2 separate regions of the Homo sapiens genome follow, and region 2 is linked to region 1. A link is an interaction called in ENCODE POLR2A ChIA-PET data of the cell type or tissue named here. Cell type or tissue: GM12878. All regions are shown on one strand.

Region 1 (8,000 bases):
AAGTATTTAGGGACTTTGAAATTTAACAGGAAGGGTGAGAGTATTATATCATCCATGTTTTTTTTTTTTTTCTTTTTGCAAACTATGAGGGAGCTGCAAACGACCTCAGGGATCTGATTCACAGTGCTGTTCATATTTCAGACATTCAACAAATGACTGGAAGCAACTCCATGGGGCAATAGGAGATCAAATTCATTCAACAGGGACCTAGGACCTCTTCTGAGAAGCTGCAGCAGCTAAGGACATTCATGCACTCATCAAGGCTGACAAAAAGCCTACGGCAGGAGTCAAGACTGAAAACAACAGTCACATGAATTTGAAGGTGGCAGGGAAGATGGTTTGTGGTACAGTTTAAAGTTAAGAGCCATATATCACTTAGTAAGCTAATGAAAGCCTATTGTGAATGACAGGATTTGCCAGTGAGGTAGAGCAGATTCTGATTTGATAGGCAGCCAATCAGTCAAACAGACACACCTGCACAGGTGCACATGGAGGATGAAGATACAATTGATGGGGTCCAGCATCAGACAGCAAGTACCTACTAAAAAGGGAGCCGGCTACGTTATTCCAGATTTCTGTTCCTACAGACCAAGAATATGTTCTCAATGAGAAAACCACGACTTCTTTCCACCACATCCTGACAACTACAGCAGTTTCTCTAGTCTTTCATTTTCCCTTTCCCTATCGCTTTATTGTACAGTCATGTGTTGAATGTGCCGTGTTTCAGTCAACAATGGATATACATGCATATACAACAGTGGTCCCATAATCAGAATACATATTATACATTTTTTTTTTCTTTTTTGAGACAGAGTCTTGCTCTGTTGCCTAGGCTGGAGTGCAGGGGCACAATCTTGGCTCACTGCAACCTCCATCTCCCAGGTTCAAGCAATTCTTGTGCCTCAGCCTCCCGAGTAGCTGGGATTACAGGCACCTGCCACCACATCCGGTTAATTTCTGTATTTTTAGTAGAGATGGGTTTTGTTATGTTGGTCAGGCTGGTCTCGAACTCCCAACCTCAGGTGATCCCCTTCCCCCCACCCATTCCACCTCGGCCTCCCAAAATGCTAGGATTACAGGCATGAGCCACCACGTCCCACCTATTATACATATTTTTACTGTATATTTTCTATGTTTAGATACATAAATATTTACCATTGTGTTACAGTTGCCTACAGTACTCTGTACCATACAGAGTTGTAGCCTAGGAATGATAGGCTATACCATACAGCCTAGGTGTGTAGTAGGCTACACCATCTAGATTTATGTAAGTACACTCTATGATGTTCATACAACAAAATCATTGAACATTTCTCAAAATGTATCTCTGTTAAGTGATGCATGACTGTACCTAAAGTAACTGGTGTGTGTGCACAAGCTATCACATTTTTAAAAAGCTAAATGGCCAATGATATGTTTTGATCAACATCAGATGGCGATGGTTGGGAAAAATTAGTGGTTCTGTGAAAATGTCATTTTTCTCCATTGTGGCATGCTGATTCAGCTGTTTATATTCCAGGAAGTTATTTTGCTCTCACTGTTTAACAACAACACAAACAATGTAAACAATTCTTGCATGCCTTGTTCGGAGAATTATGTTTTTCATTAATCATTGTAAAAGCAAGGATGATCTTGCAACCTTTTTGTATGCAGCCATTATATGTAGGGCAGTCTGTCTTTAAGTAGGGATAGATCACTCTAAAAGAAATAAGTCCTAGATAGCTTTCCCTCCAAGTCATCTTGTTTAAATACACTTGTTTAAAATGAAAAAAAAAAAGCGGGGGGTGGAGATGAAACCAGAACAAAACTCGCAGGTGGCAGTCTAGGTGTCCATTAACAATTACAGAACAATTGAAGAACCAAACCCATCTGAAACCCATTAGAAGCAATGTAAGTGCTACCATGCAGTCACCCCTCCCACCTTCCCCCAACACCAAGTGGCTTCTCCTCAAGGCAAGGCCATGACATCCACATCTGGGTCCAAAGAGTGGCGTGGGAGTCACAGCTTTGGTTTCTGGAGTCAGTTAGAACCTGAGTTCAAATCCTGACCCTGACATTTACCACCTGCATGACTCTGGACAAATGTTTTGTGTTCTCTGTGCCTTGGCTTTCCTGTCTATGAAGTGAAGATGATGGTATTTACTTCATAAGTGCTTGGGAGGATAAATGAGACAGTTCACATAAGGTGCTTAGTGAACAGTGAGAACTCAAGAAACCTACATTATTATGTTCTGTGGTGTTCCAAATATGCAGGAGCCGAAAGCCATTTGTGCTCTTCAACAGATGGAGCTACATGGATTTTCTCCCCAACGTATTATAAAAAATTTCAAATATACAAAAAAGCCAAAGATTGTACAGTGAATACGCATATACCTACCACCTAGGTTCCACAATTAGTATTTTGCTATGTTTTTTCACTTATCTCTTATCCATAATCCATCTTATTGTTTGATACAATTTAAAGTAAGCTGCAGACATCAGTACTTTTTAGACTACATATTCTATAGATTTCTTAAAAAGAAAAATTACATTCAGTGAAATGCACGGACCTTAAGTACACCATGCATGCATCCATCTTGACTTCTTAGTAAGTGTCCAGCTTCTGTTGCCATAGAGATGGCTTTGCTGTGGGTTGGGCTCTGCCAGGGAACAGGTGGTGGGTGATAGTGGTGGGTGGTCTGGGAGCACGTGGGAGGAGAGGGTCTACCCCTCTAGAGGCTGCTTACTTTTTGAGGCCCAGCAGAGCTCCCAGCTCCCCAGGGAGGTGCAGATTGAGTTATGCTCCTGTCACTATTTCACAGGTTCAAGCCAATTTTAAAGGTTATTTAGTTTTCTCAATGTAGAAAATCCTGTTTCTGCTTCCCTAACAGATGGTGATTCAGTCTGTTTGCATGCCTTGGGCAACCTCACTATGTTGGCTTTCCCAATTTAGAAGTTCTTTCTAAAGATGAGCTGAGATCCTTCCTGAAACTCAGAAGTTCTTCCTTCTGGAGACAGGTTCAAGATTCCTGCTGAAAAAGGAAGCCTGTTCTCTCATGTGCCCTTCATTTTCTCTAAATTGAATTTCTCCAGGTCATTCCATCCTTTCTCATTTGGCACTTATCACGTTCTGTCTTGAACTGTTAATTAACATTTCATCAGCTGGGTGTCTCCTTAATGAGGTTTCCTGCAGTCAAGGACCACAGCTAAGGCTTCTCTATGTATGGCAGCCTGAAGGCACTGCCCACCTTGAAGGTGCTCAATGAATGTACTGATTGATTTAGGTGGAAAAAGAATATTACATGGGTTAGATATAAATGTAATAGATCTTCGAGTCCAAACAATGAGTTTTGCCCTTTAAACATAGTTTGGACCATATATTATGTGTAGGGATGTATGTGCATCTCTTAGTCTATATTCTGTAGAGGAAACAGCCATAGAATATAACACCTAATGAAGAGCCTTGCTTATTAAAGTTATAAATAAAAACAGTGTTCTACCAGCTCTATGTTGTCAAGGCAGGGCTGCCTGAGCCACCATGCTGTATACTTTGAATTATTTGCATCATAATTTTGGGGAAGAAAATCCTGCTGTCCAAGAACCTCTGAAATATAAGGCAAGTCTTAACACTTCTCCCAGGGATGAACTGCATTTGAAATCATATTTCAATCCAAGGTACACCCAGAGCTTTGTTGTGAGAGAGTTCTTCCAGTCCCTAGACCTATCTTCCAAACAGTGTCTCACTGTTTCCTGTAAAGGGCAGTGGTTTCTACTGGGCTGAATACATGAAGAAAGCCCAGTTCCATCCAAGTCTTCTCCACTCACGTTCTTGCCCATTCATTCACAGGAAACCCAAGTTGAAATGGCTATAAGTAAACTTTCTTTGATACCATAAATGCCTGCACTTGGGACAGGCAAGGACTCTGCCCACTCGGCGATTTACATCTTTTCAGGTTGTGTTTACAGAAAGGAACATCTCCAAGCTAATTTTTACCAGAGCTTCTCTTCTCTGCCTCCCATGAGACCAAGTGTTTGCCAGAAGCCGAGTCATCACTCTGACAACATGACGGTGCCCCTACCCTGCATGTGTTTCTTTTCTTCCAAAACCAATAGAAAAAAACCCCAAAACCTATGTTCACATGTGGTTTTCATGAAAGGAAAGAGTTGTTGACACCATCCAGATGGGGACTGGGAGGCGCTGGTTTCCAGCCTGAAGCTGGGTAGGGCTCTGGGTGAGCGGGATTAGGAGACTCTGATATACTTGGGATGACTCATATCCACTGGGGGCTTAGGAGATGTAAAATAAGCCTGTGCTAGATTTTGCTGTGAAACTCATGATACAAAGGCACATCTCCAACACACCATGGCATTCAGAAGGGCTTCTTTAAGGAGACATCTTCAGAAGGAAAAAGAGCAAATTAGAACTTCAGTGTTTTTGGAGAAGACTCCCGGCTACCTCACCTGTTGCATAAGGCCTTGTGGCCAGCCCGGGAGTTATAGACGATGAGAGTTACTGGTTGTTTTCTAGAGAGGCACAGTCTAGTCTTGTGGAGGGGCTGAGAGGTGCTCTCTGAAACAGCCAGACCAAGAAGGCTGGGGATGTGTGTCCATCATGCTGGGGGTGAATTAGCACCAAGGATCAAGACTGAAGAAGTCCAATTCTGTGTTCAGTACACTTCACATGGAGCCTGGGATAAGGTGAAATAACCTGCTGGGTTGGCCCTTGAGATGGATGGAAAGTGAAAGAAGGGATAGGAGGTAATCAGGAGTGTCCAGGACAATTGTCCTGGACAATTTCCTCGATCGGAAATGGTACCCGTGCTTTTATTTTATTCGTTGCTCAGTGCATAATGAATCTGTTTGGTTGAAATGAAAGGATAGCATCTAGGAAAACAGCTGCCTTCAAAACAAAAGTGATTTTGCTTTCTGGAGCTGCCCTATCAGCAAAGGCAGTTTCACCTTCACCTTGGGGTCAAAAAGATTTGCCTCTTGAATGCATGAGTCAAACCTAAACTGTGTCGGATTTTTTAAACCTATGACCTTTAACCACATTGTTGATTCACAATGTCAAAAAGCTTCATTCTTCTTTTGGACTGGAAAGTTTAAACATACTTAGCACAAAGTTGAATCCTGGGTCCACATTTTTAAAAAAATTACCTTTCTAGTTCAGCTAGAAGAACCTCATTTTAACAGAGCACTGTTTGAAAGACTGCATAAATTATGACCAACAATAACAAACCTTTTTAAACAAACACATTAGAATGTATAACCAAAATACATGTGAGTTTTAGTCACATGATGCTATTATTACTCAAATTATTTTCAAAGTTCCTCTTTCAGAGTGGCCTTGAAGACAACTTGAACAGAAGCAGAAAAATGTCACCTGACTTGATAGTCACAGGTTTGCTTCCTTGATCTCATCCAATTTTCTGCCTTTCACATTCTTTTTGCAACTTTAACCTTGCCCTTCTCCCCTCTTTCACTTCATGAACTAATAACCATGGGACTCCCCCGCCCAACCCTTTAAATATATTGTAATGATGCTACCTGGGAATGGAAAAGTCCAGGAGAAAGACTATGGGGCCAACAACAGCTGGGAATCAGAGAGCCCCATGGTGTATGGGGCGTAACACCCAATATTCCTTTGGGTATTAAGTGCATATAAGAAACATAAGAGGAGGCTGGGCGTGGTGACTCATGCCTCTAATCTCAGCACTTTGGTAGGCCGAGGCGGGTGGATCATGAGGTCAAGAGATCGAGACCATCCTGGCCAACATAGTGAAACCCTGTCTCTACCAAAAATACAAAAATTAGCTGGGTGTGGTGGCACGAGCCTGTAGTCTCAGCTACTTGGGAGGCTGAGGCAGGAGAATTGCTTGAATCCAGGGGGCAGAGATTGCAGTGAGCCAAGATCGTGCCACTGCACTCCAGCCTGGGAGACAGAGTGAGACTCCGTCTCAAAATAAATAAATAAATAAATAAATAAATAAATAAATAAATAAATAAATAAATGAATGTAAGAGGATAACTGATCAAGTGTTCTCTACACAAATCACCACCAGTTGAACCCCCATTAAGGCAGGTAATAGTCCTTGGCTATAGACAAGAGTTGGTACCATGCGCCTAATGTAGGTCTGGATTTGGTTAACATCCTTTTGTGCAACAGGTCAGAGAAGGACTGATAACCAGAACACTGGCAGGCTGTGCTGGAACTGCTTGTTGCTGGATGGCAGGGACATTTGAGGCACAGAGATAAGAAGGGAAAGAACCAACTGTTGCGCGGATTCCCTCAATGGCAGCAGCTGTGTCTTAGTCTGTTTGTGCTGCTAGAACAACATACCTGAGACTGGGTAATTTATAAAGAACAGAAATGTATTTTCACAGTTTTGGAGGTTGAATGTTCAAAATCTAGATGCCAGCAGGTTCGGTGTCTGGTGAGGCCCAGTCTCTGCTTCCAAGACATTGACTTGTCGCTTTGTCCTTTGAAGGAAACGCACTCTGTGTCCTCACATGGCAAATAAATGGAAGGGCGAAAAGGGCCAAGCTAGTTCCCTCCAGCATTTGAATAATGCGCTAGTCTCATTTACGCGGGCAGAGCCCTCCTCCTGGCTCATCACGTCCTAAATGTCCCTCTCTTAATACTGTTGCATTGGGGATTAAGCTTCAACATGAATTTTAGGGGAAGAAAAACACTGAATGCATAGCAAGCTGTAAGAGAGACTTATGAGTTGTCTTGGGCCAATGTCTGGGAAAGGATTAGTTTGAGGGAGTTCCAGTATTGTAGAGCTACAGGAGGAAAAAGTGCCAGGTCAGGGTAGCTGAGAACAATGGAGAAATTGGGGGATAACCTAGATTTGGAACTGGAAGACCCACTTGGATTGTTGTGAGGATTAAATGAGATCTTTATACAAATAATTTGAAGCCACAAAATTGTTTTTTGTTGATGCGTCATTCACCATTTTCCTCATTCACGAGGAAGGCAACAAGCATTAATTTTTCTGGCCCTCCATTAAGAACCTGTCTACATCCTCACCTAGCTCCTGAGCGCCTTGCTTTTTCCATAGCTTAGTGAAAGCCTGCTCCTGTCCTCACCCTAGGCTAATTCCCCCACCTGTGCAACACCTGTGCTCTTCTAGGGCCATCCCTTCCTACTTTGTGAGTTCTTGTTCCGTCAGTTATGCCTCATTTGTTCACATTCTCAGCCTCTCCTTTCCTCTTCCTCATTATCATTCAAACATGCTCTACTATCACCCAACTTAAAAAAAGAGCAACTTCCTCCTTTATGGCACTATGTCCCTATAGGTACTTCCTTTTCTGCATTCAATTTCCTCTTCACAGTCAGCCTTCTGGAAAGGGCGGTCTCTACTCACTACCTGAAATTGCTTAGTCCCTTCCTACTTGAGCTCACTTCAGCTTGGCTCCTGAATCCATCGCTGCACTGGAACTGGTTTTGTCAAAGTGACCAGTGACCACCCCTCACCAAATCCAATGGGCACTTTTTCATTCTTCTATTAATCAATGTTTTCTAAACCTCTTACTCAGCTTCTATGGGAACTTTCTCTCCTATTTTTCTCCCACTTTTCCAACTGTTCTGTCTCATTTATCCTCTGCCATCCACTTCTCAAACATTGGGGATTCCTCTTGGCCTCTAGGGGCACTGCTGTTTCTTCAGCTCTTAGGAGAAAGCTGGTTGGCACACAGTTGGTTCACAGTCAAGGACCTTTCTTGAGCCAAAGGGCTTGGAGTTGGTGCTTTCTTCCTCTTGGACCTGGCTTTGGGGGTTCAGCTCTCCCCAGGTGAGTGGTCTAGTGAACCAGCCTGGGGCTGCCCCTACTGGGAAAGAACCTGTCCTAAAGGTGCAGTTTCCACCAGCAATGCTCCAGCCACCAGAACAAACCCCAATTTATTTCCTCATCCTTATCCTTTTTTCGGCCATGCCATTTCTAGAGCTCACCTTGCCTCTTTAAGGGATAAAACAGAGCTGAGATTTGCATCTGGGCCTATGAGGACAGGGAATAGGT
Region 2 (8,000 bases), 540 kb before region 1:
CAGCTCAGAATATAGACTCGCTATTATGCTAAACAAGTTTCAAGTCCTGTGGGGATTTTATGAATTACCAATCAGTATAAACGTGAAGCTGCATTTATTGACTCCAGCCCTAACCATGTACTGGTGCCTGCTGGTCCCAGCATGTATGCACCTCAATCGAAAAAGCACAGAATTGATTATTTGTGTGAACTATATAAAAATGTATTATATATATAATTTTCTATTTGTTATAGATATGGCAAGGAAGTTAAGCTCATGCTTTCAATCACATTTTGATGTCTTCTGCAAAAGACATAATTTCTTTAGAAATTACATTTTGTGATAATTACATTTCTATAAAGTGACAATTAGTATCATTTTAAAATATCTTACAACTAAGTTTATGACATTAAACTCTAGAATAACTCATTGTGAGATATAAACATCTATATATATGTATTATCAACCTTATATTAATATCAACATCAATTGGTAAAGGGTGTTAAAGTGCAAAAATAAAGGATAGTATCTAGGATAAAATGATCCATGAAATTGAACAGGTAATTCACAGTTTCAATTTTTAAAATACTATGTAAAATCAAGTTATTCTGTCTTAGCAATTATTTTCTTCCAAATGTGTTTTGATACTAAACAATTAAATGGAAAATCAGCTACCATATAATATTAAATTCATTAAACCAAGAGCTACATGTACACAATAATTCTAAAGTACTAACACCTTCTAAGGTACTAACAAATATCATTAATTAAATAGAACCAAATAAAGTTTAAGAAAACATCAAAATAATTAAAAAGCATATAAAGAGAGTACTTTTACAAAATAAAACTGATCATTTTAGATACTTAATCATATAGTTTTAACAATCTGACCCTGGGCTAAACACTACAAGGAAAATTAATAATTTTGGTTTATTAAATGTTCAATATTCTATAAAATATTCAGAATTAAAATTAAATGATCTACTCAGATTTTAAAACCAAAAATACTGGTTTCCAAAAAACAGACAGTTAACTTCCATCTCACTGTGTCAATAGTAGCTTTTCATATCAGGGAAAAAATAAATCACTCCAACAAAACCAGCAATGAGCTCATCAAATTCAAATGCAGTTTTCCATTTATGTATTTTTTATATTAAAGCAATAAACATGGTTCATTTATCTTCCCTTGGTTGCCACGTTTTTCTGTGCTGTTGCTATGAACTTCAGCCATTAGCTGTGCTCCAAGGTAAACTACATGAACCATCAACAAAAGTGACACCCCATCTATGGAGTTCATATTTTCTCTAGATTATCTATGCTAGTTGACAAGCTGGTAATGAAAAAAATCACACTAAGCAAATGGTTCCTCTAATAACAATAAATTTTCTATAAAATTATGAAGGGTACAAAACGTTTCCTTGCATCTATTTTGTCATGAATTCTAATTAACATTGCAAAAACCTGAGAGTGCTGGGTCATCACAAGAAGTGCATCAAGGTTTGATTGATAATATGGTATAAGTTGGCCAATGCTGCCAAGATTTTCTTCCCTTAAATTAATGGCCATCCAACCTTCCCTAATCATACAGCCCAAATGATATTCCCCTTCTTATTTCAATTTTCTTGAGGCATGGAAAATGGGAAAGATCAGTCATTTATCTTCTAATAGCTGGATAATAGATCTATCACAATAAAACATCTGTACAAACTCAGGGGTGTGTTTTTTGCACATAACGGTGGGGCTTTTATCAACATTAAATCAATAACTTAAAATTTGTGTCTTATCCCTACGGTTTAGCTATACACTACCAATCTATTCATTAAACATAATTTTATAGCAAAAATCAAAAAGAGGAAATTTTATGTCATCAAAAATATATACATAAATCAGTTTTTCAGCAGGCACTGACCTAATTTGTTTTCCTAAGAAACTCTGTTTTCTATCAGAAAGTTCGATGTTATCAAAAAGATTTATTTAGGATTAACTTGAAAGGAAAAGGAAATAAATACCACTCTGCTTCTAAAGTGTTCTAAAGAAAAGAATGTCAACAAATATGGATTGCTACATTTTAAAGAAAAACAAGAGAAACTTATTAATTTTAAAAATAAATTCATACGTGAACATTAGAAAAGGCTTGTAGTAAAGTAGGAAAGTGTTTAGGACATGTTGAGAAGGTAGATGAAAATGGTATAAAATTTAAGAATAAACAATAAAAATTCATATAAAGAAAAATGGTAACAGTTGATTGGAGATGACAGAATATAGATTAGATGCCCCCTTTTAAGTTCACTGACTACAGTTGTAAGGTTTCTGTAATATCTTTTACCTAAATAACACTAAAATGTTCTATTTTTAGGAAAAAACTATTCATATGACACATACTGGTCTTTAGTAAAAGAGAAAAGCCATTCTATTATATTTTAATATATTTATAATTCCACCTTTCCTTAAAATGAGAATTATGGAACTAATTTTCTTTGAGATCTCAATTGAAAGAAAATATCCTCTAGCCTAAAAGAAGCAACAGATGGTATGCCTCAAAATCAACAGAGGTTAAATGAAGAAAGTTTAATAGATCAACATCTTTCAAATGTATATGTATCAGCAGCAACACCAATGTCATCATCGTAATAATGATCCCAAAAAACTGCTGCTGGCAACAAATAAATTCCTTTTCAAAATGTGGAAATAAATTAGACCTGGTACATTTAACTGGGAGATTTTTTAAATGAAAGTGATTTTTGATCCTCTATTGATTTTAAATGCCAATGCTGACATTAAAAATTTGGTGGTGGGGGGCAGGGGAGAAATGTACCTGTCTTCCTTCAATGAAGAATTACATGTGACCAAAAAAAGGTAATAATTAAGATATGATCCACAAATATCTGTGTAGAATATTTTTAACCTTTCTACAATGGATTATAATCACACAAAAGAAAAAATTACCAGAAAACATTCACAAAATACAGCCAATTTAAATACTGGGTAGAGAAGTTGATGATGCCTAAGTAAGTCTGAATCTCCCAACCCAAATCCAAAAAAAAAAACAACAAGGGACCAAAACCCATGCTTTAAGCCTAACTTCAAAACAGAGAATCTCTAAACCTCAAATTATATATAAGTAGAAATATAAACCCTAAATTCCAGATAACTATTTTCATGCTTGTATCACAAAACTTCACAAAGACCTCCAACAGTATAGAAAAAAAACTGCCTGGAACAAAGCAAGCAGAAGTTAATGGCAGGCCTAAAAGTAAACGAAAATCAACAACAGAAAGAGAAAGAACACCCTAAGTGTGAAAATACTGGAAAAGATTCTTGGTAGATCAGAGCAGCCTATAAGGGAAAGACTTGAAAGAGAGGATGATTCAATGAGGTAGTGTAGAAAGGGAAAGTTTCACGGAGAAAATTAGCTTAAAAAAAAAAAAAAGTAAGGGGAGAGCAGTCCTTTGGAAACTGTGAAATAACAGAAAAAAAGAAATAAGAGGGGCTGGGTGCAGTGGCTCACGCCTGTAATCCCAATACTTTGCAAGACCAAAGCGAGATCACTTGAGCCCAGGAGTTCATGACCAGCCTGGGCAACACAGTGGGACCCCATCTTTACAAAAAATTTTTTTTAATTAGCTGGGCATGGTGGTGCATGTCTATAGTCCCATTTACTCAGGAGGCTGGGACAGGAGGATTGCTTGTGCTGGGGAGGTCGAGGCTGCAGTGAGCCATGATCACACCACTGCACTCCAGCCCTGGGTGACAGAGTAAGACCCTTCTTTTTTAGGCAGAAAAGAAAAGAAGAGAGAAAAATTTAGGCTGCTACAAAACATATCTCGAAATAGTTTGGGGACATATACTGGTCCTATGCATGCACGCCCTCCCACCAAAAGGCCATCTACTAAGAAAACATACTTTGTAATTCTAACAGAGAGGGTACTCTTGTACTAGGAATCTTGCAAGCTACCTCAAAATCAAATCACCAATCCTGTCCAAAGAAATAAGAAGATGCAAGTAATCTGTAAGTACTAAAAACAGAAAATGAAAATCAAAACAATTCAACTGGCAAAAATTACCGACAAAGAAATATAAATGATGAAGCAAAAGGAAACAACACGACACTTCAAAATGAATTAAATACCCTCAAGAGAAGCATTTGAAGATAGGAAATATAAATATAAATTATAAATTTTTTAAAGTTATAAATTAACAAAAGAAATCAGGATTGATTGACAACAGGAAAGAAATCAAGAGAGCAAAAATAATCAGATGTGAAGACTAAATTGCAAGGTGCCCTTCGAATAAAATTACTGAATGAAAATTTTAAAAGGGGTATTAAAGAAAGGTAGAAAAAGAACCAAAAGAATAAAAATGAGATAAAGAAAGAAGAGGTTTAGAGACACAATGATTGGAATGTAAAACAGGCAAAGAAGATCCAATGTGCATAAAATAGGAATCCCTGAAAAAGAAAAAAAATAACAGAATTAATATTTAAAATTATAATCTTAAAAAAAAACACTTTGCCAGAGATAATAAAAATTCTGAATCTACATTTTGAAAGGACTCACTGAGTACCAAGGCAAAACAATTGACCCATATCAAGTAATCCTGAAGTACCTTGCAAAAGTACTATATTTCAAAGATAAAATCTTCAGGGCCAGCATCTTTCTTAATGCAAACACAATGTAAGCATTTCCTTTAGACTGAAACAAGGCAAGAATGCCCACCATCTCCACTACTATTGAACACAACTGTAGTGATGGCACTAAACAATATAATTAGGCAAGAGAAATTAGAGTTCTAGGAACTGAAAAAGAGGAAGTAAAACATCTCTATTTGCAGATATGATTCATTCTCTAAAAAAAAAAAGAGAGAGAGATTTAGGCTGCTTGCTTCTGCCTCAGAGTTGGTGCTGTCATGGCCAGTCAGTCTCAGGGGATCCAGTAGCTGCTGCAGGTTGCTGAAAAGGGTGTCTGAGACCTGCAGTGAAAGAACCGGAGGGAGAAGCAGGCCAAAGCAGCAGTTCAAGGTGAAATTGAACAATATTGCCTGCAGAGGGAGAAAGAGTTCAAGGCCAAGGAGGCTGCTGCCCTGCGATCCCAAGGCAGCTGCAGCATTAAAGTAGAGGAGACCCAGGAGAAGAGAACCATCTGGAAGCAGTTTAGGCAGAAGAGGGGTGAAGTCTTGGCCTTTTTCTGCAATATCTGGTAGTCCATTCCTGCTAGTGGTTAGAACAATGAACACTAGTATAATTGTTTGGGCCAGTTTTAGTTACTTAATCAAAGAGGACAGAATTCAAGAACTTGTTACATGTTACTACTTGGTGTACTGATAATCATTTAAAAGTAAAGACTCTTTGTCATGCAAAAAAAAACCCAAGGAGGATGAATGAGAAAATTAACTCAAACAATAGAAGAATTCAGTAAAAAAGCAGAATATAAAATTTATCACTCAAAAAAAATCAATAGCTTTCTTACATACCAACACAACGAGTTCAAAGATATAAATAGTTGAAGCAATTTTGATTTACCATACATTAAAAAAAAGATTAAAGACAAAAACAACTCTAAACTAATATTTAACTCTAATTAAATATTTAACTCTAATTATTAGGCCCCATGCTACTGTATACCCCACAGAGGTACAGTGCTAGCAATTCTGAAGCAATAGTTTCTCTGCATTCTGAGACTCAGCAAAAATGTAAACAGATTGTGGAAATAGGAGCCCTGTTTCTTGTTTTTTTGTTTGTTTGTTTGTTTCTTTTTTTTTTTTTGTAGAGACAAGGTTTCACCATGTTGCCCAGGATGGTCTCGAACTCCTGGACTCAAGCAATCCATCCACCTTGGCCTCCCAAAGTGCTAGGATTACAGGCATGAACAATGGTGCGTGGCCAGAGCCACATTTCTTAATGTTGAATAGGCAGTTTCAAATATAAAAAGGAAGGAGGCTGGAAGGAACTCTGTGCTATACCACCAGAATTACAGGTGTCAGTAAAAACTTTGTTTTTTACTATAGACAGAAAAAGAAATATGTATTCTTAATTAAAAAAAATAAACATATAGTATATAACACTTTAGGAAAAATGAGTGCCTCACAAAGGGTAGGCCACCAAAGCCCCCAAAGAATCTACCTATGAACACTGAGCATGAAACCACTGCAGGGGGGTGAGGGAGACATTAAAAACGATACTACACACTTAATTACTATCACCAAGAATGTAACAAATTAATTCAACAGTCATTCAACAAATATTAAATACCTGTGATGAACAAGTATTCAATATTTTTTACTTTCTGGTGTATTTTGGAAACAGACATTCCAATTTTACACAGATATTGTATCTTTACATCTTTTTGAGTACTTATTTCTTATTTGGAATTTTTAATCACATCCCATGTGGTGTTAGGCACTGTGCTGAGGGTTTTATATACAATAGTTCTTTCTCTCGACACAAACAGCAAATTTATAAATTAGATATTATAAACCCTACAAATCTGGAGCCTAAAACTCATAAAGAATTGGTACATATACTATGTGGCAGACGCTCAGACATTAAGCCAGTTCTATCTGATTCAAACGCTATTGTTTTTACCTATGATATGCTGTATCCTGTCTGGGAAGACATGCACATATTATACAGAGAGAGTTCATTCCCAGGCCATCCAAAGAATTTCTCTTAGTCTATAATGTAGCAGAAATGATGGTAAAACTCATTAAAATGACAGATCTGCTTCTTGTAGATCTTACTACTCTCCATGGTACTTAGCCAATCTCTTGCACTTATAATAGAAAAGCACTAAGTATTTTTTTAAATTATTAAAATCAAGTTAACCATAATATTAATAATATTGACTTCATATCTGGCAGATAGCATGCCTGTCATACAGAAGACAAAAAGGAATCAAATTTCTTTTCTCTATCTTCATTTATAATCAATCTATATTTAGTTACCTCCTACGTTATACCAACTATGCATAGAAGAAATGCAATAATGATTTCTGGTACACTACAGACTAACAGAAATTTACTAAATGGTCTAGGAATGAAACTACAAGTATAATCTCCATGTATAAGACAATATTTTCAAAAATATATAGTAAAAAAACCATGAAAAGAATTAAAATGTTCACTAGAACATATTCACTTAATCTAAGAAAAAGCAATAAAGGAGAAATAAGGAACAAAAAAGGCATGAAACATATAAAAGCAAGTAAAATGACAGCTTAAAATCCAACTATATTAATAACAACAATAAGTGTGAATGGATTAAACATTCCAATTAAAGGCACACATTGGCAAACTGGATAAAAAGACAAGAGCCAACTATATGCTGTCTATGGAGACATACAATAGATGCAAAAATATAAACAGGCTGAAAGTAAAAGGATGGAAAAAGATATATAATGGAAACAGCAACCATAAAAAAGCTAGAATAGTAGTATTTATAACAGGCAAAACAGACATTAAAACAAAAAAATGTTACTAGAGATAAAGAGGAACATTTTACAATGACAAAAGGAAGATTAAAAAAATTATAAACATACATGCACCAAACATCCAATCTCCTAAATAGATGAAGCAAACACTAACAGAATTAAAGAGACTTCAATACCCTGTTTTCAATAATGAATAGAACAAGTAGGCATAAGATCAGCAAAGTAGAAGATTTGAACAACACTAAAAAACAGATATCTATAGAACACTCCACTCAACAACAGCAGAATACACATTCTAATCAAATGTTTATTGAACATTATCCAGGATAGATCAAATGCTAAGCCATAAACCAATAGTTACAGCTACACAGGGCTACTGCCTACTGTATTAGATAGCTGCCATGCATAGATAGTACATACTCCCTGATGATAGCATCCTAAGATGAGCTGGAATCCTTTTCCTCAGTAGTTTTGAGAAATATAAAGTGGGTACAAAAGCCCCATCTAAGATACTAGTACACTAGTAACTCACATCCCCCATAGGTCACCTCTATTCCTTGATCTTACCATGTTAACCACTTAGCCACAGGTTAAAGA

The links. Peaks named below come from ENCODE experiments on the same cell type or tissue, not always from the same donor. Only the 100,000 strongest peaks of a DNase experiment are listed, where the experiment ranks them.
Region 2: POLR2A ChIA-PET joins it to region 1 with 6 read pairs; 1 of 35 experiments calls an interaction of 5 or more read pairs at or near these places.

Annotation. Positions count from the first base shown.
Region 1 is chr5:78,753,334-78,761,333 of GRCh38, forward strand. All of the region lies in intron 3 of LOC124900191 (a long non-coding RNA gene), which reads right to left. Among named protein-coding and RNA genes, the nearest start is that of LHFPL2, 110 kb to the left of the region's middle. RefSeq lists enhancers at 3,715-3,774, 4,345-4,394, 7,081-7,210, 7,806-7,905. In GM12878, a CTCF peak has its summit at 7,634; DNase peaks (open chromatin) are centred at 4,088, 4,598, 4,998 and 5,278; H3K4me3 peaks cover 1,675 bases; H3K27ac peaks cover 3,986 bases.
Region 2 is chr5:78,217,301-78,225,300 of GRCh38, forward strand. All of the region lies in intron 6 of AP3B1 (adaptor related protein complex 3 subunit beta 1), which reads right to left. It also overlaps the pseudogene ATP6V1G1P6. Among named protein-coding and RNA genes, the nearest start is that of AP3B1, 73 kb to the right of the region's middle. RefSeq lists an enhancer at 4,743-4,852. In GM12878, a CTCF peak has its summit at 5,029 (motif pointing right); a DNase peak (open chromatin) is centred at 4,911; H3K27ac peaks cover 217 bases.